Regions from separate parts of the Homo sapiens genome. Here region 1 is linked to region 2. A link is an interaction called in ENCODE POLR2A ChIA-PET data of the cell type or tissue named here. Cell type or tissue: K562. All regions are shown on one strand. Links, peaks and the distances in the headings refer to the core of each region. The heading gives the core; the rest is flanking DNA. Region 1 overlaps UBE2A (ubiquitin conjugating enzyme E2 A). Region 2 has its middle 7.2 kb from the start of SLC25A43.

Region 1 (10,981 bases), core at 2,013-7,012, 190 kb after region 2:
AGGAAACTCAAAGTTTTGAACTCTAACACATTCCCACTTTTTCTTGCATATTATAGTGTCAATAAATACTGAAAAGGAAGAACTGTGCTTTCTTCCTCAGAAAGAGGAAGATTTATGACCAGGTGGTGATAAAGGTGAAGTATGTTCTGATGGACATACTTCCATACTTCTAATGGGCATATGTTTGTCCATTCCATAAGATTTTACTTTCTTAGTTATAATACATAGTATCTTCAGGTCTGGCTTTGAAAAGAAAATAGGGAGTAACAATAATTTGAGGAATATAATGTCTCTGTATGTTGCATTTTATATTATTTTGAAGCTTTGAGACACTTGTTCATAGTAAGGGCAGCTTTGTTAGCAAATTGTTTCCAATGAGCTTGCTAAAAACAAACTTTTTGATACTGTTTTGTCACAGATCTAGTCCTAGAATGATTATAGTCTTCTCTCTTTCTTAAGCAGTGATAAACCTTTTAATGAGAACAAAAAGGAAATAAATTGCTAACTCTGAAGGAACCAGTAAGAAATACACTGAAGTATGGTCTGTTGTTTTAGAATAATTTGTTAAATGGACCAGAGTAATATAGTGGAACATGCATCACCTTATACCATATAGTAACTGATTCTTCTAAGTTTACTTGAACAGATTTCAGTCAGGAAAAAACATTGCTCAATTGTGTTCTTCAATTTATTCAACAAACAATTGAAAATAATATTTTAAAGGACATAATCTCTTCATATCACATCTTAACAATTCTTGAATGAGATCCAGTTTGTCCATGCCTTGTAAGTAAGTTTATAACCTACTATGCTTTAGGGCCTCCTGCTACCTTAGGTTGACATATATTTAAGAAAAATAATTTCATTTCAATAGTAGCATAAACATTAGAAAAATAAATTTGCTGGAAACATGAATGCAATCTAAACCAAATGTGATTTTAAAATTATTTCTGCCATTAATTCCCTCCATATGTGTGAATAATTGAGTTGATTTTATAGTGAAGTACCTTATGAGCCATACTTAAGGGTTTCTGAGAGGGACTATGAAGTTTTTCCTGGCTTAAATTCAATTAAGTTTTCATTATAGGGTCACTATGACATGAAAAGGAACCAGTATGAACACTTTTATACTTATTCCCTTCTATTTTAAAAATAACTTGATTATGGATTTGTATTCTGGCATTGGTTTTTGAACCATTGTGCTTTCATTCTTTCTAGTCTGTCTAAAAATCACTGGAGCGTTTAAGATGGCAGCTGACTAACATAGGCCTTTGAGGTCTTTTGGTCTTCTAAAGGAAGAAGGCCAAATTTTGGGCCCAGTTTCTTAAGGATGTTTTCAAAATGTACAGTGGCTAAAATCTTGTAAGCAGTAATTTTGTGTTTATGATGGCTGTCTCCAAGTTTGGGGGAAAATAATGGCAAAACAAAAAATCACATTTGAGTAGTTCTTAGAGCAATTCCTAGAGATGTATTTCTTACCTGGCCTTTCCTCTCTACCCTGTATCTTTGCATTATTTAATACTTGGAAAAACCCACATAGCATTAAAAACAAAGTACTACTGAACAAAGTGATAAATACATTTTCTTAAATCTTTCTTTTCTAACCACAGGAACATTTAAACTTACAATAGAATTCACTGAAGAATATCCAAATAAACCACCTACAGTTAGATTTGTCTCTAAGATGTTCCATCCAAATGGCAAGTATCACTTTTAGTACAGTGTTTTAAACTACTATAGTGTTTATTATGGAGTATTCCACATTTCCTGTGTATTTTGTGGTGCCTGAGTATTTGTTTAGGCAGCTTGCTGCTTCTTGAAAGCTGAACTTGTTCTTGGTTGTCTGTGGCTGTCTTGTCCTAGAACTGAAGCAGTGGAGGTATTTTCCCTTTGCTTGGAGTCTGGGAGCCTCCTGATTTTGATGACCTTTGTCATTTACTTATTAAACAAAATGAAGGATGCTCTTGAGGTTTCCTTTTAATGCTAGGCCAGATTGGGATAGTCTTGTGTTGTAATTATTTTCACTAGCGTTTAGAAAAGTAGTTTTCATTGGACGCATATCAGAATTACTGTGGAACATTTTAAAAACACAGATGCCTTCGCCCCACTCCAAACCTAATGAATAGGATTCTGTTGTTGAAGGCCAGGCATACGGTATTGTCAGAAAAGCACCACAGGTGATTCTAACTTAACCACTTTGCACTTTTTAAAATAGTAGTAAGCCTAGAACAGCTTGCCTTTTATTTAGGTTAATGAAGTATTTTTCAGGGTATCAGATATGTTTATCTTTATGCCAAAATGAAATCTTGTGAACTCTGAGTGATCTTTTGTTATTTCAGATAGGGGATACAGCCTACAAATTTGGTGGAATGAATTTCCCACATGTCTGTGGATAGCTAGGGACCCTGTTCAAAAATGTTTCTGATTTCCTGGATAATAGGGCAGCCTTTTCCAAAGGATGAACACTAAATATCTTCCAGTTTTATACTGATCACATCTGACATTCTCTGATCATCCTGATTATTTCACTAGTGGTGGTTATGACTTATCTTTTTAGGCAGTTAACTGGGAAGCAACATAGGAATCTTTAAACTTCAAAAGCAAAGTATTCTTGACTATTTTTGTTTTGTCTATAATGTTAAAACCTTAGTGGTCTTGTTACGTTTAATGTACCTACTTCTTTGTTCTTAGTCTATGCAGATGGTAGTATATGTCTGGACATACTTCAGAACCGTTGGAGTCCAACCTATGATGTGTCTTCCATTCTAACATCCATACAGGTGAATTTTTCCTTAATGTGACGAACTATAACTTTTAATATGTTTATATTAGCAATTGAATTGTTTTTGAAAGTCATAATGTAATAGATCTTTTTATTTTTGGTCAAAGCTTGTTTGTTTTATAGATGAAAAGTAGACCATTAAGACCCAAGTCAGCTGGGTACAGTCGCTCACACCTGTAACCTCAGCACTTTGGCAGGCCAAGGTGGGAGGATTGCTTGAGTTCAGGAGTTTGAGACCAGCCTGGGCAACATAGTGAGACTCTTCTCCCTTAAAAAAAAAAAAAGCCGCATATATTTTCCTAGCTACTAGCAGATTCACATAACTCTGGGTTTGTATGCTAAAGACAAGAAATGTAGCTGTACTTAGGACAATTCAATTGAGTGTCACTACCTTATAAAATAGTTGTTTTGCATTAAGGAACTGACATTTTAAAAATTGTCTCTTTAGTCTCTGTTGGATGAACCCAATCCCAATAGTCCAGCAAACAGCCAGGCTGCTCAGCTGTACCAGGAGAACAAACGGGAATATGAAAAGCGTGTTTCTGCAATAGTAGAACAAAGCTGGCGTGATTGTTGACCCCGGGTACAGTTTAAAGAAGCTGGCCATAAGAAAAATATATATTGATGTGTTTGTCACCTCCCTACTCCTGTCATTACATTTACTTTATTAAAAGCAAAATAACTGTTGTGCTGTTTCCATCTTCCTTGCCAAGTTTTCCTACCCCTTCTACCCTCTCCTTAAACATCAGAAAACACCCTCTATGAAATCAAATGTACTGTACCTGGGTTACTTGCAAAAATTACTAATGCTTCAGTTTTTCTGTTGTATTTCATTTCCAGTTTTCAGGCAGTTATTTTTATTATTGTACTTTAAGCTTTTAAGATGAATTGTTATACAAGAGGTGCTTATGCTTAGCTTGATGACCAGGATGTTATTTTTAACAAAATGATTGCTGAAGTGTTTCATCCTGGCTGGTCCTTCACTTGTGTTGGATTTAGAAGTGAATGTGTTTGGAATATGGCCTACAGAGAATAGAAACAAATCCATGTAAACAATTTTGAAGGAGGCATGGGAGCTAAAAATCCTGTGATACTAAGATCTCAGTCATATGAATTACAACGTAGTATTTACTGGCAAGAAGGAGAAAGTTGAAGGACTCAGCTAAAGGAGTACAGCAATTGTAGTAACTGACACATCCTCTCTTTGCAAGCTGCTGACTGGGCACACTCATGCCAAGTTTCAGAATTATTGGTCTTCTGGGTTTTTGCTTTTTAAAAGAGGTGTGGGAGCAGAGGAATGGAAACAATCGTGAGTTTTTGAGCTAGGGAAAGTTGGAGCTCCTTTAATCTTTTTAAAGGATCAGTGCTGCCCTAAGTGAATAAACTCAATTGTCCATCTTTATTTTAGAGTTTTAATGAATTCAAGGAAGGGAGCATAGCATATCTGTGGCAAACTATTTTCCACTCAAATCCTGAGTTATTGCTGCATGCTTTAATTTCTTCCCTTTCAGCATCTGAGAACCTTAAAGCCAATGTCTGCGATCTTTTTTTGGATATTTATACTTTTAGATATATAGTACCTTTAAGTAGCAGTATGGGACAAGGCTTGTAAATGTTTTGTCTAATGTTCTATTGTCACCTTTTATGCATTTATCACTTCCAAATCTAACTTTGCACAAGTAACCCATGTAAAAAAAAATGTACATTTTTCAAAAGTTGTAAATAAAAATAACCTTAAAATTTCATAGTCAAGGTATCTTTTTTTTTTTTTTTTTAGCTCAGTATAAACTTTTTGTATTGGTTTCTTATTGGGATCTCATATGTACTCATTTCCCCCCTCAAACATTAAGGTAAAAGCAAAAATACTCATTCTGGGAGGGGAAAAGACAAGACAGATACTTCTGGAGAGAACTTTTTTTTTCTTTCCAGTCATAAGTGGTAATGCTTTTTAAATATATTAACAGAATATGTTGCCGGGCACAGTGGTTCACGCCTGTAATCCCAGCACTTTGGGAGGCCAGGGCGGGCAGATCACGAGGTCAGAAGATCAACCATCCTGGCTAACACAGTGAAACCCTGTCTCTGCTAAAAATACAAAAAGAAATTAGCCAGGCGTGGTGGCATGCCCCTGTAGTCCCAGCTGCTTGGGAGGCTGAGGTAGGAGAATCGCTTGAACCAAGGAGGCGGAGGTTGCAGTGAGCCAAGATCGCGCTACTGCACTCCAGCCTGGTGACAGAGTGAGACTTCTTCCTCTCAAAAAAAAAAAAAAAATTTAACAGAATGTAAAATTATTAAATAAAGTTACCTCAGTATACATTATAATCAATCAAGGGAATGAGGTTATGGGGGGCGTGCGGGGGGCAGGGATAAACCAACCTAGGTATTTATCAGCACCCTCAGAGACCAAGATCTAACTTGTTGATCCTGACATACCACCTCTTTAAAAGCCCTAGCTCAAAAACAAACAGTACCAAACTTTTTTTTTTTTTTTTTTTTTTTTTTTGAGACGGAGTCTAGCTCTGTCGCCCAGACTGGAGTGCAGTGGTGCAATTTTGGCTCACTGCCACCTCTGCCTCCTGGGTTCAAACGATTCTCCTGCCTCAGCCTCCTGGGTAGCTGGGATTACAGGCGCTCGCCACCATGCCCAGCTAATTTTTGTATTTTTAGTAGAGATGGGGTTTCACTGTGTTGGCTAGGCTGGTCTTAAACTCCTCCTGACCTCATGATCCACCTGCCTCGGCCTCCCAAAGTGCTGGGATTACAAGCCTGAGCCACCGTGCCCGGCCTAGATGGTATTTTAAATCCTATGCAAAGTTTGGGAGTACAGATATCCTCAATCACTTTGATTAAACAAAACTACTTTCTTCTGAGGAGCAACCCATCTCATTTGAAAGAGGCAAGGACAATGACTTTGTAAAAACTACCACCTCTTGGTACTTGTTTGGTTGGGTGGATGGGGCTAAATGAAGTTAAGTCCTTATGACACATGTATCTCACTCATCTTTTAAGACATGGTACTTGAAGCCTCAGTATGGAGTACAATCTGTACTAATTACCACATTACTTGGATTGTTTCACCTAGGAGCAATGTCCTTCAATTTGCTTAATAGTTTCCCTCAAGTCCATTTCTGCTTCAAAGTAGAACCACATTAAATTTTTCTATTTGGTGGATTAGTTTTACATTAACTTTTTCATCCTGCTATGTGGCTGAGTGCTTTAAATTGACACTGTTAATCATACCTGAAACAATGTAAGGCGAGACTCAGAATGGTCAGGTTTAATAACTTTTTTCTTCTGTACACCTGAGAAACACTATACCCAATCTCTTTCACAGGATAATCCATTTAAAACCTTACAACAGAGCCAACAAGCTGACCTCCCAAAACAACATATGCATGGTCAAAGGCACCACAAACCATTCATTTGAACATTTCATGCTAATTGCCTCTTTCTCCCTTTAAAATTTTTAACACCACAGGCTACATGTATTGATAACAAAGTTAATGAAAACAAATTTGCAATGTCCCTTTTTCAAATGGCAGTCAGGTTTGAACTTTTCAATTCTGCACGTGCTGATGTGGGGAAGGAGGTATGATGAAGAACCAAAGCTGCAATTAGAATCCTTTATTTAGGACCCATCTCCAGCTTCAGGGGTTACTCATAGCAAAGAGAATGCATTGTATACTACTAAAAAAGAATCCCAACAAAGTGCATGATATTGCCATTCATTTTGCAATCAAAGGGGAGGAAAAAAATCCAAAAAGTAGATCTGTGATACTAAAAGCTAGATATAAAATGGAAAGAACAGTTAGTTCCTCAGTATAAAAAACACTTAATCCAAATAAAATTTGAAATTGCTCATGTACCTGTACAGATTGTATAGGAAGGTTACTGGGTTAAGAATGACTACATTTCAAAGAAAGGGAAAATACAGTAACCAACTGAAAGGGGACAAAATGGAACAAAATGGAACAACAGCAAGCTTGTCAGCAGCTCATTCATGCCAACGCCATTCTCAACATTATTTTATCCTCAAGCAAGTTAAGTGATTTTGCTCTAATTCTGTATCAATATCACAGATCCTAAGAAGTTAGGCAATCTGGCCCCTCAAATCCAGTAACCAAATTTGTATCTACTTGGTGCAATTATTTGGGAGCCTTCCTAACTGTAACTACCTTAATATTCTGTTCTGTTGGACTCACCTAGACAAACCAGATTATATTTAACAATCCCCTACCTTTCCCTGCCTCAAAATCATTTGGGGGAAGAAAGAAATGTAAAGAGAGTAATCAGTGAAGTTTTCATATCCCTTAATCCCAAAGCCACTCTTACTCAGAGAATTGAAAACAGGTTTTTTTCTAACTCACAAATTCAACCATAGCTTCTGAAGGTTGGCATGAACCTTGTAAATTAAAAACAAAACAAAATTGTAGCCCGGGTGTAGTGGCTCATGCCTGTAATCCCAGCACTTTGGGAGGCTGAGAAGGGTGGACTGCGTAACTCCAGGAGCTTGAGACCAGAATCCCATCTCTACTAAAAATACAAAAAATTAGCCAGGCCAGGCGGTGCGCACCTGAAGTCCCAGCTACTCGGAAGGTGGAGGTTGCAGTGAGCCAAGACTGCGCCACTGCACTCCAGACTGGGTAACCGGAGTGGGACCCTGTCTCAAAAAACAAATTGTAATCCTACAAAATCTATAAACATTTTGCTTAGTTTTTTTTGCCAATGTTAATATGAAGTGGCAAAATAAAATGTACACCTCATTTCTCTTCCTACCGACATTAAGAAAGGCTATGCACTGTAGGAAGACGGTTAATGGAAAACAATTATCACACTGTTTAGTTACCGTAGATGAGTACCAGTTACAGAAATCCAGGTGTAAAGGCTAATCCCTTTATATTTTTTAAGCATTAATTTAACTACAGTGGGCAGCTGCTTAATGTAAAATATAAAAAACAGGGCCAGGCACGGTGGCTCAAGCCTGTAATCCCAGCACTTTGGGAGGCCAAGGTAGGGAGATCACCTGAGGTCAGAACTTCAAGACCAGCCTGGCCAACATGGTGAAATCCCGTCTCTACTAAAATACAAAAATCAGCCGGGCGTGGTGGCGGGTGCCTGTAATCCCAGCTACTTGGGAGGATGACACAGGAGAATCGTTTGAACCCAGGAGGTGAAGGTTGCAGTGAGTCGAGACTGCACCATTGCACTCCAGCCTGGGCAAGAAGAGCGAAACTGCATCTCAAAAACAAACAAACAAAAAACGGGAAAGGAAATTACGATTTCTTGTTGGCCAATTACATGTCAAGCACGGTGCTAAATGTTGTCAAGCACTGTAAACCACCTAATTGTCCTGAACATCATTTCATTAGAGGTGTCTAGTGAGCAATGGTAAATTCACCTGTGCTGTTATGAGGTTATACTTGATTTATCTGAGATACAAAAATAAAATCACATAAAAGGGGGCAGCCAAAGATTTGGTTGAAGCCAGCATGTTGGTCCATAGGAAAAAAGTGATAGTTGACTGATTCCTATCTGTTAAATCCGGACATTCATCCACATGTGCTCTGGGTGCTGAACTATTCTGTGCAAACACCACTTCCCTTCTCCAAAGACCCAGTGTTGCTACAAGGCTGCTGCCCGGAAATGAGCACGCCACCATTCTGATCAACTTTGGCTCCTTTTTATTCAGGAAGCATACACTAATTCTTTTTATACATTTTTTTTTTTTACATTCCAGAAATAAGCGAAAATAGCAGTTTTAAATATGTTACAAAGTTGGCTTTTCAGGCTTAATAAGCTTTTTGAGAGAGGGACCAGCCAACTGACCTTTTCATCAAAGCACCAATGTATCTTCAGTCTTTTACCAAGCTCTACCACAGCTGTGGTTGCCTTGGATGTGCTGCACATCCAAACCGTGTGAAAGCTATAATGGAGAGTTGCTGTGAGTCTCTCTGCAAGGCACCAAGAACAAACAGTTCAAGCTTCCTTTCTTCAGATTGAACCAAAGTTTTTGAAACTTTCAACTGCTCTCTCAAGTAGTGCTCTCTCAGCGTGAAGACTAGAATTTGTTAAAACCCATATATCACAAGATACAGTAAATCACTTCCAATAGTCTGGAAATCACATGGTAGAAGTTATAAATAAATGAACACTAAAATTACTTTAAGAAAGTTTTACATCATTTAGTTGGTAAGGACATTTACGTGTACAGCACAATTTATTGTCAAACATTCTATAACTGGCTTCACACAAAGATGAAAATAGATTAATACAAAATGATCTGACATTTTCAGTAAATCTGGAATTAAGACTGGATTTTTATTGTAGTCAATATCAACTTTACATATTGTTGCAGATTGCTGTGCTATGCCCTTTAAAATGATAATTTCTCAGGGTAAAATTCCATTTGGATATGTGTTCTTGCTTGTCAAACTACTAAAATCTGAGGGACACAGCAATATCAAAGACACAAACAGTAACTGCACAATATCATCTGCTGGATTAAGCTAATACAAGTGGACAGAATTCTTTAGGTTCCAATATCTAATAAACCACTATGTGAAATGAACAAGGTGAGACATCTTATGAATATACTCTGCAACCGGAACATGTAGCATTTCTTTAATTCAAAAATCTGCCTCATTAGGCATTTACAAAATAAATTAGTAAGATCTCAATTTGCTTGAGGCATAACAAGCTCGTAATGGCCCACTTGGCCTTCCTGTTTGAGCTGATCTAGTAGGTCTTCCTTCCGTCTTTTTCTACCTACCACTAGGTACCTATCATGGCCCACCCCATGAGACTTACTCTTAAGACCATACTTCTGGGCAATCTGATGTATTTGCTTCCGTTCATCATTAGTCAGCTCTCTAGAGAAAGTCAAATCTGTGTGGCTCTCGGAGCGGGCGTAGTTTCTGATGATCTGTTCAATATCTCTCTTGGCAATTTTATTCACCCTCTCTACATCCAGACCAAGCCCTTCCCGCTTATGCTGCTCTTTCACTGAGATAGGCTCCCGTATGCCCTCACCAGATTTACCTAAACCACCACCAGTCCAACCCATCTTTCTCAGCAGCTGATTTCCAATATTATCTTCTTTGATTTGCTGTTTGTAAGCCTCCTCTGCTGAGCGGCCCTGAATTTCATTTCTTGAAATCACATCTTCAACAGCTCCTTTCTTCAAGTTGTTAATGACAGTTGGCTGGGTCTTTTTGAGGGTTTTCACAGCTTCCCCAGCAGCTTCATATTTGACAGTTTTCTTCACCCCAACTGCTTCTGCAATTACTTCACTCTCTAGAATCACTTTGCATTTCCAGCGGAGGCCTGTCATCCTTTCATAGACATACTCAACTGTCATTCGGTTAAACTGAGCTGTGTCGTTCAGCGTGCACACGGGATTTGAAGAATTCTCATAAACTACAAGATCCTTTATATCTTTCTTCTTTCCAGATCCTCTGGGTGAAGAGCCTGTATGGCATTGTGAACTTTTGACAGATGGATAAGTGGGCTGTGTTTTTTGAAGAATTTTCAAAGCCTCGTCGGCAGCTGCATGTTTACTTGTTTTCTTGGTTCCATAACCTTCAGCTAAGCAGTGATCTTGTAAAAACACTCGACAACGCCATGTGCGATTTGGCATCATCTCATATTTGTATTCAATTGACATCTTGTTGAATGAGGCAGAATTGTTAAGGATACCAATTGCATCATTTGCATTTTCTGTAATGACAAAATTGGTCCAGTGTTTGGCAGAAGCATTAAAAATTGGCTGCCCGGAAGCATCTTTACCCAGCACCACCAGGTCTTCTGGTGGCTTCAGAGCTGGAGGAAATTCATAGGAGGACATGCCAATCTGACACACCACGAGGTCCTCTCCAAATGTATGCTTGAATTTCCGCCGGACAACTCTAACTTCAATACGTTTCTGCAAGAGTTTTACAGCTAGCTCTGTAGCTCGATCCCTGGACCCATTCTTGCTGCCAGCATAACCTGTAGTTAAGTAGATATTTTGGCATCTAACTTCACAAGCATAGCCATCAGTTAGAAGTTTTTTATTTTTGGGGATGTCGGCAGGAGGAATTTCCTTTAAAGGAGCATATATATACTCAGGATTTGTCTTACACGCCTGAATACAACGAGTTAACATATATGTATAATTAATTTTATCAGATCCAGAAGTCATTTCTGGATTAGAAAGGTTCT
Region 2 (10,981 bases), core at 2,769-7,768:
GCTTCAGGAGTGAAGCTGTAGATCTTCCCAGTGAGTCTTACAGCTCATAAAAGCAGTGTGGACCAAAAGAGTGAGCAGTAGCAATAGCAAGATTTACTGCAAAGAGGAAAAGAACAAAGCTTCCACACTATGGAAAGGGACCCACGTGGCTTGCCACTGCTGGCTCCAGCAGCCTGCTTTTATTCTTTTATCTGGCCCCACCCACATCCTGCTGATTGGTAGAGCCGAGTGGCCTGTTTTGACAGGGCACTGATTGGTGCATTCACAATCCCTGAGCTAGATACAAAGGTTCTCCACGTCCCCATCAGATTAGTTAGACACAGAGTTTCGACACACAGGTTCTCCAAGGCCCCACCAGAGCAGCTAGATACAGAGTGTCAATTGGTGCATTCACAAACCTTGAGCTAAACACAGGGTGCTGATTGGTGTGTTTACAAACCTTGAGCTAGATACAGAGTGCTGATTGGTGTATTTACAATCCCTGAGCTAGACATAAAGGTTCTCCAAGGCCCCACCAGAGCAGCTAGATACAGAGTGTCCATTGGTGCACTCATAAACCTTGAGCTAAACACAGGGTGCTGATTGGTGTGTTTACAAACCTTGAGCTAGATATAGAGTGCCGATTGGTGTATTTACAATCCCTGAGCTAGACATAAAGGTTTTCCAAGGCCCCACCAGAGTAGCTAGATACAGAGTGTCCATTGGTGCATTCACAAACCCTGAGCTAGACACAGGGTGCTGATTGGAGTGTTTACAAACCTTGAGCTAGATACAGAGTGCCGATTGGTGTATTTACAATCCCTGAGCTAGACATAAAGACTCTCCACGTCCCCACCAGACTCAGGAGCCCAGCTGGGTTCACCTAGTGGATCCCGCACTGGGCCTGCAGGTGGAGCTGCCTGCCAGTCCCGCGCCGTGCGCTCGCATTCCTCGGTCCTTGGGTGATCGATGGGACTGGGCGCCATGGAGCAGGGGGTGGTGCTCGTCGGGGAGGCTCAGGCGGCACAGGAGCCCATGGAGTGGGTGGGAGGCTCAGGCATGGCGGGTTGCAGGTCCCGAGCCCTGCCCCGCAGGAAGGCAGCTAAGGCTCGGTGAGAAATCGAGCACAGTGCCAGTGGGCTGGCACTGCTGGGGGACCCAGTACACCCTCCGCAGCCACTGGCCCGGGTGCTAAGTCTCTCATTGCCCGGGACCAGCAGGGCTGGCCGGCTGCTCCCAGTGCGGGGCCAGCCAAGCCCACGCCCACCTGGAACTCCAGCTGGCCCGCAAGTGCCGCAGGCAGCCCCGGTTCCCGCTCGCGCCTCTCCCTCCACACCTCTCTGCAAGCTGAGGGAGTGGGCTCCAGCCTTGGCCAGCCCAGAAAGGGGCTCCCACAGTGCAGTGGTGGGCTGAAGGGCTCCTCAAGTGCCGCCAAAGTGGGAGCCCAGGCAGAGGAGGTGCCGAGAGCAAGCGAGGGCTCTGAGGACTGCCAGCAGGCTGTCACCTCTCAATGGGAGTCCAGAGTTCAGGGGAGAAGTCCAAACTAGAGATACAGTAGTCCTCTCTTATCTGTAGGAGATCTGTCCCAAGATCCCTGGTGGACGCCTTAAAACATGGATAGTATTGAACCCAATATATATACTGTTTTTTTTTCACCTGATAACCGAGAGAGCTACTAAGAGACCAACAGGCAGGTATCATGGACAACTTGGGTACAATGGACAGAGGGATGATTCACATCCCAGGTAGGACAAAGCAAGATTTCATCACACTACTCAGAATGGTGCATAATTTAAAACTTATGAATTGTTTATGTCTGGAATATTCCATTTAATATTTGCAAACTGTAGTTGACCACAGGTAACTGAAACTGAGGAACATGAAACTTCAGATGAGGGAATACTACAGTATATATTTGGGAGTCATCGGGACATAGATGACATTTAAACCCATGAGACTAAATGAGATCAGCATGGAAATCGGTTTAAATGGAGAAAAAGCTCAAGGAGTTAGCCTAGAGCACTCGAATATTTTAGAGGTCATGGAGATGAGGAAGAACCAACAAAGGAGACCAAGAAGGAGTGGCGGTAGTTATCAAGAGTCAGCCTTCTGAGCCTGCTGGCTGCAGGGTATCCTGATAAAGCTGAATTTCTGGATCTGCAGAGCTAAGAAATCAACAGCAGGGACCCTCACCAAGGTACTGCTGTCTGGAGAAGTCTAGCTAAGTAGTCAGTCAGTGTTTTCCTTTGATATCTTTTAAATGCAACAAAATCTGATGCAAATTATAGGCAAAAACATCAGGACGGCAATATTGTGGTAGATATGGCTAGTCTCTTGTTTGGGGACAGACATTAAACACTACAGCCATGCATGCCACACTGGCAGGAGGAGCTCCACCTTGTGACCCTCCAACCAGGCCCTCAGGCCAACCTTGGAGAACACCCAGCAGAGACACTGAAAACCACTCCCAGTGAGGCAGGAGAATAGGGACTGGAGTTAAGGACCCTAAGGCCATTTCATGCTGACTTCCTAGAACTAAATTGAAAGGAAAACCCTAACTTTCCACGCCTAAGTAACCAAAGGACCAGAGACTACTCCCTTTCCAAACCCCCACCTTTTCTGGATGGCAGATGGGTAATTGAAAGTACCTCTCATTGGTTGCAAAAAGCAAAAGAGTGTAACTTTGCAAAGGAGTGTAACTTTGTAACTTCACTTTAGCCTCTGATTGCTTGCACCAGTCAGATGTTTGCATAGGAGTGTGACCTTTGTAACTTCACTTCGCCTCTGATTGTGGGCCACCACTTCATTTACATGGGGTGAACATCAAGTGGCCAATGGGAACTCTCTAGGGGTTATTTGGACCCAAGAAGATTCTGTATCCGGGGATCTTGAGCCGCTGCTCTGCCGCTCCCACACAGTGGAGTGCACTTTCATTTTCAATAAATCCCTGCTTTCATTCTTTCATTGCTTCATTCTTTCCTTGCTTTGCTGTGCATTTTGTCCAATTATTTGTTCAAAACTTCAAGAATCTGGACAGCTTGCAGTCAAGACCTTCTACTGATAACACCAATGCCCCAATAGCAAAAGGCTACTGGCTCACTGCACCCCCTTTCATTGATGCTGCCAAATACCAACTGACCTAGAAGTAAAAGAACACTTTACACTCCAACTGCTGGACCTTATCAGCAGGTTAGGTTGAGAGAGATTTAAGTTAAGCTTAGCACTCCAAGTCTATGATGGGTTAAATCCCAAAGCCTCAAATCTCTCAAGATATTCTTCCCCCATCCCTGCTGTAATTGAAACCTTGGCTGTCTGCTGACCCCTTTCAAGTGCGAGCTGTTTATTTTCTCATCCCCCCCACAGCTAAATGCCTCAGGGAGTGCCAGGAGGTGGAGCTCGAGCTCTCGTCGCTCCCCAAGACCACTTTCTGATCTTTGTTCCTCCTCCCTCCTGAGAAATCTTTGGTTCTTCCTTGGCTCATGCTATCCGCTTGTATCATCCTCTCCCATTCCTGGTAGCAGTCTTCTATACCTTCCCAGTCACTACCCTCATTTGTGAAGAATTTAGTTCTGTACTCACAGTCTCTCTGTCCTCTTTGTCCCAGCTTCCCCTGTCATTCTCAGTGATTTCAACATTCACGTGGCCAATAACCCAGCGTGCACACCTCATGTTTCCTTGATCTGCCCATTGCAAATAACTACTGCCATTTTGGGACATACTTCACAACCCAGAGCAGCAAGATGGGGCCTTGTATCTTGAAGGTTCATAAACTTCAATTAATTTTTTTCATTGGTACACCAGCACATGGTTTATAAAAGTTGACAACTCTTTAGAACAGGAAATAGGTAAAAGTGTGTATTGTTTTTATTAGAAGTTGGGCCTGTGCTTCATTCTTTCTGTTTTGTTTTCTGTTAAACTCACCGTGGGTCAGTGATTACAAATGGGATTTTATTTTATTTTTATTTTTCAGAGATGAGGTCTTGCTGTGTCACTCAGGTTGGAGAGCATAGCTCACTAGGGCCTTGAACTCCTGGGATCAAGGGAGTCTCCCACCTCAGCCTCCACAATAGCTAGGACTACAGGTGCACACCACCACACTCAGCTAATTTTTAAAATTTTTTGTAAAGACGACATCTCACTATGTGGCCCAGGCTGGTCTCAAATTCCTGGCCTCAAGTGATCCTCCTGCTTTGGCCTCCCAAAGTGCTGGGATCATAGGCTGAGTCACCATGCCCAGCCTATAAATAGGATTTTTAAATGTCACAGTAGATGAAGATAAACCCCTAATGATCCAAAGATACATATGCACAAGGTCATTCATCACAACATTGCTTAAAATTGCAAAATATTGGAAATAATATAAATGTCCATACATAGGTTTATAGTTGAATAAGCTATGGTACATCCATACAATAGAATACTATGTGGCTGTAAAAAAAAAAGTGAGAAAACTCTCTACAAACTGAAGTGGAGTGACTTCTAAAATAAAGTTACAGTGAAAAAGCAAAGTGCCAAAGATATGTCTATAGAATGCTACCTTTTAGGTAGTAAATAAAAGGAAGCATTTTCATACAAACATCTGTACATGAATGTTCACAGCAGCATTATTCATAATAGCCAAAAACCAGAATCAGACCATCAACGGATGAAGGGATGCTATCATTTGAATGTGTCCCCTCCAAAATAAAGGTGTTGCCAATGTGATGGCATCAAGAGGTGGTGCCTTTAACAGGTGATTAAGCCATTAGGGCTTCTCCTTCATTAAAGGGAATAAGGCCCTTATAAAAGAGGCTTCATGTAGCATTTGATTAGTTTGCTATTCCACCTTTTGCCATGGGGTGGTGCAGCAAGAAAGACTCACCATACCAGATGCCAGCACCTTGGTTATGGACTTTCCAGCCTCCGGATCTGTAAGCGATCAATTTTTGTTCTTTATAAATTACCCAGTCTTGGCCAGGCACGGTGGCTCACGCCTATAATCCCAGCACTTTGGGAGGCTGAGGCGGGTGGATCACGAGGTCAGGGGTTCGAGACCAGCCTGACCAACATGGTGAAACCCTGTCTCTACTAAAAATACAAAAAAATTAGCTGGGCGTGGTGGTGGGTGCCTGTAATCTCAGCTACTCAGGAGGCTGAGGCAGGAGAACTGCTTGAACCCGGGAGGTGGAGGTTGCAGTGAGCCGAGATTGCACCACTGCACTCCAGCCTGGGCGACAGAGCAAGACTCTGTCTCAAAAAAATAAATAAATAAATAAATAAATTACCCAGTCTCAGGTATTTTGTTGTAGCAGCACAAACTAAAACAATGGATAAACAAATTGTGGTACATCCATACTATGGAATACTACCCAGCAATCAAAAGGAAGAAACTATTGATGAACACAACATGGATAAATCTCAAAGGTATTGTGCTGAGTGGGAGAAGCCAGTCTCAAAAGGTAACATGCTATATGCTTCCATTTATATGACATTCTCAGAAGGCAACATGATAGAGATAGAGAACAAATCTGTGGTTGCCCAGGTGGGGGTTGGGGAGGCCTTGACTACAAAAGGGCAGCACATGAGAAGTTGGGAACAGCTCTGGATCCTTATTGTGGTAGTGGTCACACCAGCCTATACATGTGCTCAAATTCCTAGGACTCTACACCAAAATATGATGTGATTATGCTGCATATCAATTACAAAAAGTATAGTGGTGGAATTTGTGGTAAAAATGTTATGACTTTAATCGTAGGTCTTCAGATAGTTATTAGAGATGTATCACTCCAACACTTGGACCGTCTATTGGTATAAAAAAAAATACTGGCCAGGCACGGTGGCTCACACCTGTAATCCCAGCACTTTGGGAGGCTGAGGCGGGCAGATCACCTGAGGTCAGAAGTTTGAGACCAGCCTGACCAACATGGAGAAACCCCGTCTCACTAAAAAAACAAAATTATCCAGGTGTGGTGGTGCATGCCTGTAATCCCAGCTACTCAGGAGGCTGAGGCAGGAGAATCACTTGAACCCAGGAGGCAGAGGTTGCAGTGAGTCAAGATCACACCACTGCACTCCAGCCTGGGCAACAAGAGCAAAACTCCGTCTCAAAAAAAAAAAAAAAAAAATACCAGCAGTGCCAGGCACAGTGGCTCATGCCTGTAATCCCAACATTTTGGGAGGCCAAGGCAGGAGGAGGATTGCTTGAGCCCAGGAGTTCAAGACCAGCCTGGGCAACATAGTGAGACCTCATCTCTACAAAAAAATTTTGAAAATTAGCTGGGCGTGGTGGTATATGCCTGTAGCCCTAGCTACTGCAGAGGCTGAGGTGGGGGTATCACTTAAACCCAGGAGTTGGAGGTTGCAGTGAGTTATGATCATGCCACTGCACTCCCGCCTGGGTGACACAGCGAGACCCTGTCTCTGAAAACAAACAAACAAACAAAAAAAAAAACAGCAGCAAAGAAACTAAAAGTATCATGCAACTCCCATGAAAAATAACTGAAATTTGGATTACCATGACCTGGTGTATTGGTCCATTTTCACACTGCTGATAAAGACATACCTGAGACTGGGCAACTTAGAAAAGAAAGAGGTTTAGTGGACTTACAATTCCATGTGGCTGGGGAGGCCTCATGATCATGTCGGAGGGCAAGGAGGAGCAAGTCACTTCTTACACAGATGGCAGCAGGCAAAGAGAGAGCTTGTACAGGGAAACTCCCATTTTTAAAACCATCAGATCTCGTGAGACTTATCCACCTAGAATGGAAGGACATTTCATCATCACCTAAAGCTAAACACAACAGGCCAAAGGCAAAAGCTATGGAAACCACATTTTATAAGGTTGTACTGAATTGCAAAGGTTAGACCTACTGAATTCATTGTTCACACACTTACCAAAACTGCTGCCAAAGACATAGTGAAAATGATGACTGGGAACAAAGCAAGTGTATTTGTCAAATATCACAGTTCTTTTTAAAATTACAGATGTGGCTGGAAACTTAAAATAGCAAATATCCAACTTCTGAGGAAGTTGATATTATTTGCTGCAAATTGATGAGTCTACTGATCTTGTGAATTTAGCTAATATTTTGGTATTTATCATATTTAACTTAAGCCACTTCATGAAGACATCATGTTCTGCCAATCTTTTGCAACTTGTACAACTGAAGAAGAGATTTCCTTCTCTTCCTTCCTTCCTTCCTTCCTTCCCTCCTTCCTTCCTTTCATCTAACTAATGATTGCTGGGCACTAATGTGCCAGCCACCATTGCAGGTAACAAGGACACTGCTGTGAACAAGAGACAAGATCCCTTCCCTCATGGATCTTACATTCTGGTAGGTGGAAACAGACAATAAAATGACAGGAAAGAAAAACAGCAGACAGGGATAAATGCTATACAGAGAATTGAAATGGGGCAATGTGGTAGAGTGAATGAGGGCCCTGTAGATGGGGCAGTCAGGCAAAGCCCTCTGACAGGAGGTAACATTTTTTTTTTTTTGAGACGGAATCTTGCTCTGTCACCCAGGCTGGAGTGCAGTGGCACGATCTCGGCTCACTGCAAGCTCCGCCTCCCAGGTTCACGCCATTCTCCTGCCTCAGCCTCCCGTGTTGCTGGGACTACAGGCGCCCGCCACCATGCCCGGCTAATTTTTTGTGTTTTTAGTAGAGGCGGGGTTTCACCGTGTTAGCCAGGATGGTCTCGATCTGACCTCGTGATCCGCCCGCCGCGGCCTCCCAAAGTGCTGGGATTACAGGCATGAGCCACCGCAACCGGCCGAGGAGGTAACATTTAAGTTGAGCTCTGAACGACAAAAAGAAATCAACTCTGCAAACTGGGGAAAGAACATTCCAATCAGAGGAAGCAGCTAGAGCAGTGGTTCTCAACAAGAATAGCACCACCTCCTAGGAAGCATTTTGGAAATTTGCGGGGAAGAGTACCACAGTGATTGGGGTATTCTGCTGGCATTTACTGGAGAAAGGCCAGGGAAGCTGCACATCTGCAATGCGTAAGACAGTCCTGCATCCTTCATGGCTCTCAAAGATCCCATCAGACATTCATGTAGGTGGAAAACCTGTTTACAATTATCTGTGTCAAGAACTTAACTTTGCTTTACTGCTAAAGACAAAACATTTTTTGCACAGTGTTTTTGTACATGGCATTTTCCAGGATCGCAAGTACCATGTAAATAGAAGGAAGGTTGTATCTTGTTTGTTTCTTTCAGAACTTCATCAAGAGTTGTTTAACATTAAAAAAAAAAAAAAGTTGCCGGCCAGCTGCAGCGGCTCATGCCAGCACTTTGGAAGGCCCAGGCGGGTGGATCACCTGAGGTCAGGAGTTCAAGACCAGCCTGGCCAACATGGTGAAAACCCATCTCTACTAAAAATACAAAAATTAGCCATTTGCCGGGTGTGGTGGTGGGCGCCTATAACCCCAGCTACTCAGGAGGCTGAGGCAGGAGAATCGCTGGAACTCAGGAGGCAGAGGTTGCAGTAAACCGAGATCGCGCCACTGCACTCCAGCCTGCACAACAGAGTGAGACTCCATCTAAAAAAAAAAAAAAAAAAAAAAAAAAAAAGTTGCCAAGGAAATAAAGATGTGTCATTAAAAGGAAAAAAATCTCACCAATGGCAAGGCAATGTCACAGAAAACACTGCACCTTCAGAGAAAATTGATGGAGAAGAGAATTTTTTAAATTGATGATACATGGCCACGGCAAAACAAAACAAAACAACAACAAAAAAAAAAAACAGGAGAAAAAGGTAAACAGTATAAAAAGGCACACAGGGTTGGGTGCGGTGGCTCACGCCTGTAATCCTGGCACCTTGGGAGGCCAAAGGGGGCAGATCACTTGAGGTCAGTAGTTTGAGACCAGCCTGGCCAACATGGTGAAATTCCGTCTGTACTAAAAATACAAAAATTAGGGCCGGGCACGGTGGCTCATGCCTGTAATCCCAGCACTTTGGGAGGCCAAGGCAGGTGGATCACGAGGTCGGGAGATAGAGACCCTCCTGGCTAACACGGTGAAACCCCGTCTTTACTAAAAATGCAAAAAAATTAGCCAGGTGCGGTGGCGGGCGTCTGTAGTCCCAGCTACTCTGAAGGCTGAGGCAGGACAATGGCATGAACCTGTGAGGCGGAGCTTGCAGTGAGCCAAGATTGCGCCACTGCACTCCAGCCTGGGTGACAGAGCAAGACTCCGTCTCAAAAAAAAAAAAAAAAAAAAATTAGATTGGTGAGGTGGTGGCTGCTTGTAGTCCCAGCTACTGGGGAGGCATGAGAATTGCTTGAACCTGGGAGGCAGAGGTTGCAGTGAGCTGAGATCGTGCCACTGTACTCCAGCCTGGGCAACAGAGCGAGACTCTGTCTCAAAACTAACTAAATAAATCAATAAATAATAAAAGAAAATAAAAGGGCACACAGTCAAAACTCAATCTCCCTTCCACCTCTGTTCCCAAGTCTCCAGGTTTCCTTCCCCAAAGATAACCTGATTATCAGTTTTTTGGGTATCCTTCCAGAGGAATTATTTCTTTTCTGTTTCAAAGGAAGGAAAGAAGGAAGGTAAGAAGGAGGGAAGAGCGGAAAGGAGGAGAAAGCAACCCCATATAAATATTTATTGGTCTGAGCATGAAAAAAAAATATGAGGAAAAACATTCACACACGCACCAAGCTCTTAACCGTGGTTACCTCAGGGCATGGGCAGGGGAACTTAACTTTCTTTAATACACTTCTGGACTATTTGTCTTGTTACAACAGGTATAAACTACTTTATAATTTACAAATTTCCCAAAAAGTAAAAAATAAAAGAAAATTAGGAGAGCAGGAATCAATCAACATTAGTATAAATATAACAAGATAAATTATATTCTAAGAAATACTAGCAAGTTAAACTAAAGTAATGTACTGAGAGATTTCAGTTGGTGAGAAGATAAACTGAAAAATGAAAGCTGGAGAATTTAAAAAACTGTTAGCATCTCCCAAGCCCTGACTGGGGCAACGAGAGGCTGCCTAGGGCTTAACTCTCAGCTGGCCACCTTTCTCCTTATATTGCAACATAACTTCTAAGATTTTTTTTTTTACTCACTGCCTCTTCCTTTTTAGTTATCATACATTTATTTTTAGCATAGCACCCCAATTTCACATCATGTACATTTTCCAAAGTTGGAGCTTGTTAACCTACTATGCTCTCCACAGACTTTTCAACAAGTGTGAAAAAGAGGCAATAAGGTTGGCTTGAGTATACAAGTCACAATCCAAATACAGGATATCCTCGGAGATTTATTTATGTTTAGGATGAATATACATAAGGTGCCCAATGCTAAGCAGATGAATGAGACTCTGGCTGAGTAAAATATGAACACCTGGTTAGCACATGATCATGAAAAGACAGAAGGCATCCAATATATAGTTTGGTGTTATTCATTTTATGCTTCAGTGTACCTGCAGTGAAAAATATACATTTTACTTTCTTTTTTTTTGAGACGGAGTCTCGCTGTCACCCAGGCTGGAGTGCAGTGGCGTGATCTCGGCTCACTGCAGGCTCCGCCCTCCAGGGTTCACGCCATTCTCCTGCCTCAGCCTCCCAAGTAGGTGGGACTACAGGCGCCCGCCACCTCGCCCGGCTAATTTTTTGTATTTTCAGTAGAGACGGGGTTTCACCGTGTTAGCCAGGATGGTCTCGATCTCCTGACCTCGTGATCCGCCCGCCTCAGCCTCCCAAAGTGCTGGGATTATAGGCGTGAGCCACCGCGCCCGGCCATACATTTTACTTTCAAGGTTAAAATAGGCCAGGCGCGGTGGCTCATGCCTGTAATTTCGGCACTTTGGGAGGCCGAGGCAGGTGGATCATCTGAGGTCAGGAATTCGAGACCAGCCTGGCCAACATGGCGAACCCCATCTCTACTGAAAATACAAAAAAATTAGTTGGGTATGGTGGCACATGCCTGTAGTCCCAGCTACTTAGGAGGCTGAGGCAGGAGAATCGCTTGAACCTAGGAGGCAGAGGTTACAGTGAGCCAAGACCAT

What was found. Peaks named below come from ENCODE experiments on the same cell type or tissue, not always from the same donor. Only the 100,000 strongest peaks of a DNase experiment are listed, where the experiment ranks them.
Region 1: POLR2A ChIA-PET joins it to region 2 with 5 read pairs; 2 of 35 experiments call an interaction of 5 or more read pairs at or near these places.

The regions. Positions count from the first base shown.
Region 1 is chrX:119,579,897-119,590,877 of GRCh38, forward strand. UBE2A (ubiquitin conjugating enzyme E2 A) reads left to right here. Exons shown (of 6, transcript NM_003336.4): 4 at 1,611-1,700; 5 at 2,692-2,780; 6 at 3,231-4,527. The coding sequence ends at 3,359. NKRF (NFKB repressing factor) reads right to left here. Exons shown (of 4, transcript NR_163972.1): 4 at 8,441-10,981. Among named protein-coding and RNA genes, the nearest start is that of UBE2A, 11 kb to the left of the region's middle. In K562, for the core only: no CTCF peak of the experiment used is centred there; no DNase peak of the experiment used is centred there.
Region 2 is chrX:119,386,661-119,397,641 of GRCh38, forward strand. No RefSeq gene overlaps it. Among named protein-coding and RNA genes, the nearest start is that of SLC25A43, 7.2 kb to the right of the region's middle. In K562, for the core only: CTCF peaks have their summits at 3,374 (motif pointing right) and 4,820; DNase peaks (open chromatin) are centred at 3,351 and 4,821.